2 separate regions of the Homo sapiens genome follow, and region 2 is linked to region 1. Evidence: chromatin loops called from intact Hi-C (ENCODE). Cell type or tissue: PC-3. All regions are shown on one strand.

Region 1 (2,500 bases):
TTCAATTGCTTACATAGATCACAACACCATTCCCCAGTTTGTTAACCTTTTTAATATTTCATTCTCAAAAAGGTCTATTCTACCAGATTTACCTTTAGATCTGTGTTATAACTTCTATTAGTGAGAATATGTTTTTAGAGGTTAAAGATTATTCATATCTGAATTATTTTGCGGCCCATATAAGAAAAAGTACTGAAATGATAACAACGACATTTGGTAAGACTCTCTCCATCCCAGTGAAAGAGCAAGGATGATTAACTTTTTAAGCCTACAGAGAAGACATTCTAGGACCATATCACTAAACTACTGTTTTATAATTACAAAGTGGCATTTTGTCACCAGAAAGATATATGGGAATCAATGGAGGAATACTAGCTCACATGTCTAAATCCAGGAAAAAACATTAGGAAGCCCTAGAATTAGGAAGCCTCAGAGTGTGCAAAAGAGGTAAAGAGATTCCATTTAACCTTAGACTGCCCTGGTAGCCAGTTTGTTTGCTCTGGGTTGAGCCATCCATTGTCCAGGAATGTAATGGGTAAAAGAGACTCAGAAACATCCTTCCTCAACCCCAACACCCTTGCATCTGCAAACCGATTTCACATTGTTAAAGGTTCACTCAGTTTAGTCATTTTAATTTTAAACCAAAATAAATGTAAATAATGATCCAATCAATAAATTGGTCTTTTTATAAAATAAAATCAATTCTAAATCTACTTTAAAGAACCATTTGTAGAGGTTTTGGTTTTAAGTTCATGAAAAGCATGATAACAATCACAAGAACTGTGATTCCATGTTTTCAGAAGTTTATACTGCAGGCCTTCAACCTGCTTTTAGAGATAATGCAGTTAAAACTAACACTCAGCACAATCAATTAAAAATATCCAACCATGCTAACATTTTGGAATGATCCGGATGGTTAATATTTGAACGAAGCATCTGAACTGATTGGCTGTTTTGCTACTGTGTTTCAAGTTAGAGGTATCATCAGAGGCCAAGGTTTCTTTAAATTCCTCCAACAGTTCATTTTAGACTACCGATACTAATAGGTAGCCTCTTGAACTATGTGAATGAAGCAATTTTCAGTACCGCCAGGTGTTAGAAAGTGACTAGTACGTAATGGAAGCCCAGTTAATGTTGCTGCCAAAATTGATATATGAATGAATGATCTCTATTGGCCTGTATGTTTCAAAGCTTCTATACCAGATCTTAAAAAAAAAAATCCAAGTTTTAGTTTGGTTCTGGTTACAGTTACTCCAGGGCCTGTGTTATCTAGTTTGGCTCTCTACAATAAATTAGCCAATTTTTTACCAAATTTTTAGTGTATTAAACATAGGAAAGTCTTATATAGGCAGATACTTTGGTTTGTTTTACAATTTAATCATTTGATTTCTATTTTGTTCCTTGCGAGCTTAATATTTTGAACAAATTATCTCTGCTATTGTCCCTGTTATTTTCCTTTAGTGCTGATTTCATAACAAGAAAAAACTGACATTTGAAATCAAAGGTTTTTTCCTAAGTAAAATGTCCACTAGATGGAAGTATTGTTTCAAAAGAACGAGGGTGATGGCTTTAAAAAACTATTTCTAAAACTTACCCAGTGAAAGTTACATCATAAAAACTGATAGACAATTCCTTTATTACTTTCCTAATTTTTTTATTTTTATATAAATGACAGCATTTAAAATCCATGTCATTAGGAGGCTTATATTGTGAAAATTGTTGCATCTCTGTAAAGACTTAAGATGTCTCAGTGCTGAATTCTCTAAGTTTATTTTCTATATGTTTCATAGGTTTAATGACAACAAAGAAAATATCTTAGTTAAAAAACATGCCTTAAAATCAGAATCCTGGGAACTTGCTTCATGAGTCAGAAATAAAAAATTTGTAGAGGGTTAAATAAAAACCCTAAACATAAAGTGCCTAACAAAAAGATTATAAAACCCTCAAGTGTGGAAAAATACACACACATAGATTAGATGTGAGTGTCTTAAAGTTCTCAAAGAAACAGTATCATTGTGTATTCACACATTCTTGCCCAGTCTACACAACTGTATTTAAAGTGCATATTTTAATATTTGCTAATGCAAATGGCATAGTAAATTTGCAAATTACATTCCATTCTTATTTGCAGTTGCTGACCTGAATATAAAAATATCTTTATTAACTTAAATTTGTCATGGTTTGCCATTATTTTAGTATACTTAAGGCAGTACTTGAGCAATTTTTTGTTTTCTTACTATGATGTTTATGACTAATATTTTTGAAAGTATTTACTCAACCTCTTATGGCATATTATGCTTTATAATTAAATATGGCTTTGGAATTAATTATTAACATTATCTTTAAGAAATACAATTCTGAGGAAGCAAAATTTTAATGCAATATAAAAGCATTTTAGTTGGAGGCTTCAAACCTCCAACTTAATGACAAGCTTCTTCCACACATTGCCCCACAAGTGTACACTTTCAACAACTGATAAAGGGAAATCAATCAGCCCCCT
Region 2 (2,500 bases), 940 kb after region 1:
CTATATAAATAGCTTCTCAGAGTATTTCTTAAATTTCTTAAGTAGAGGTGCTGTATTAAAGATCCAGTTAAGGCAAATAAATGTTGTTTCTATGCTTCCCCCAAATCTTTACTTTGATCTTATTGAATAAAGTGAGAATAGTTATTACGTTAATACTATCAAACTACTCTGAGGAAGAAACAGGATATTATAAAATTCTGTTTCTTTTAAATGAGTTGTTAATTTCAATCAGCTAATAATATTTATTAGGTTTGAAAAAATAGATTAAAAGAAAGGGTGAACATATCAAATTTAAAAGTTACAAATAGTTAAAAACTAATATAGCCTAATTGCATATAATAAGAAATGAAGTAAAGATTTTTACTAATAAAAAAATGACATTTTAAGATATTATGAGTAAACATTTGTTCATTTCATATTTTAAAAGAAAAGGAAAACTGTTGATTACTTGATTGGGAAAAGGAAAATAACAATATTCAAGAAGGAGGATGTTATTATGAATCAAGGCTTTCAATGCCAAAAAGTCTTTCTGAACAACAATAATTTTCTCAAGTTAAGTTTTAGAAGTATTGCTTTATTCTTGCTTTTCTTCTATAATTTTCAACAGTATCTCACGCATGTCTCTTTCATAATTGTATACAATTGGTAGGGTACTAAAATATAACAAAGACAAGAGACAGCTTAGAAAAAGGAGAAATTGAATACTTTTTATTGCTTTTTGTGATTATTTTTCATAAATTTTGCAGAGAAGATATAGCCAAAAAGCATCTTGGAGCATGTCCTGACCTTGGAGGAACTTTTTCTTCTGGAATATTTCCCGTTTGTGTTTGTTTTCTCCCCCTATGTAGTCTTTTACTTTTCTAGAATAATTGCGATGAATTACAAACATAAAATTCAGAGAATTTTTTAAAAGATAAATACTTATTCAACAATTTCATGTTTCATTTAACTATACAGATCTGAATATTTGTGTGATATTCTCTTGGATTTTCATGACATCTGCTTAGTTTTAAGGTATGCGTTACCTTACATTTTCTTCAAACTGGAGTTTTATTTGAGGCACTAGTGCCATCTGCTGGACACAGATAAAATTAAAGACTTGTGAACGCAGTTTCACATGTGAAAAGTCCAACCAAGCATAGCCCTTGTTCCTTAAAACTTAACCTTTATGAAACACTTGCTATTCTTTTCAATGTACTCAGAAACATAGGTTCAGACTTGTTTCCGTTGGTCATCCCAGGAAACTTAATGAAAAGTCTTTTAGGACTATTTGCCATCACAAATACAGTTTAAAACTACATTCAACATTCAACAAAATTTGCACTGAGCATTCTGGGTACACAAAAATGAAGACGATTCAGAAGCCAACTTCAAGATGCTTGTAATCCCATAGGTTGATAGGTTGAAAAAAGTAATTACAATTGTGAAATTAAAATGCTACAATCTACCTCATTCAAACAACATGTGAAAATTGCTGTAAAGATATACTTATTCCTAAAATAACAAATATAATAGCTCTGGGAGAGATTTCAGACGACTGCCTACTTTTGCAATTGAGAAAAATGAGACTAAAGTGTTCATGTCTTATTCAAATCATATTGTTAGTTAGTGTCAAAGTTGAAACCAGAAGCTAGATCAACTAATGCTCTTTTCATGGTTTCCCTTTCTGCCCAATCATTTCTTATCAATTATTTAACATATAACAAAGTGAAGGTAAAATATTCAATTTTAATAAAAGCTTAAACATTTGATATGTCATAAAGATCATATTGAAAGCATAAAAAAGCAAAAGAAAGACCATTTCAAAATCTTCTCACATTTTTAATTTATACGCTTGTTTTGTTGCTCATTGGTTTAATATGTGTCTTTTGCCACAAGATTTTAAGATTGCACAACAGAGCTTAGCAGAAGGCTTGGCATTTCACAACAGGTACATGATGAATGAACGAATGAATGAATGAATGAATTCTAGACTCATTTATATTTTCTTAACCTAGTGAGAAAGGAAGGACTAAATTAAGCATGACAGATTGCTGAAAAAAAAGGAAAATCGATGCAAATGAATGGAATGAATAACACTTTGTAGGTTAATAAAAATGTTTAGAGCTGCTTGCTCTTACTTCTTTCAGGTACATATTGAAATCCCTGTGGATAACTTAGCTATATCTGAATTATTTGATAACTAAATATCAAAGGATTAACACTGTCTAAATGTTGACTTGATCAACATAAAAGATATTCCCTACTTTTCTATCTTTAAGACAAATAAATATTAATTTGGATAAGACACTGAATTCTAGGGATAGAGAGAGGAGCCCCAGATAGAAAAAAATGTATTGACCCTGCCATAAAATTGACTATTGCTAGTGCTAAGAACTGTTATAATTGCAAATCATGTATTAATTTATTTAACCCTCAAAACACAGCTCGAGATATATTATTGTTAATTCCATTTTGGAGAAGGAAACACCGTAGCATAAGAAGTGTAATAACCTGCCCA

Evidence for each region. A loop is a pair of places that touch in the nucleus more often than their neighbours do. Peaks named below come from ENCODE experiments on the same cell type or tissue, not always from the same donor. Only the 100,000 strongest peaks of a DNase experiment are listed, where the experiment ranks them.
Region 2: a loop joins it to region 1, with 11 times the contacts of the local background. A loop is called at or near these places in 97 of 110 quality-filtered maps.

Annotation. Positions count from the first base shown.
Region 1 is chr4:121,095,876-121,098,375 of GRCh38, reverse strand. No RefSeq gene overlaps it. Among named protein-coding and RNA genes, the nearest start is that of NDNF, 25 kb to the right of the region's middle. In PC-3, a CTCF peak has its summit at 1,526 (motif pointing right); no DNase peak of the experiment used is centred here; H3K27ac peaks cover 436 bases.
Region 2 is chr4:120,154,889-120,157,388 of GRCh38, reverse strand. All of the region lies in intron 3 of MAD2L1-DT (MAD2L1 divergent transcript), which reads right to left. Among named protein-coding and RNA genes, the nearest start is that of MAD2L1-DT, 89 kb to the right of the region's middle. In PC-3, a CTCF peak has its summit at 1,072 (motif pointing left); no DNase peak of the experiment used is centred here.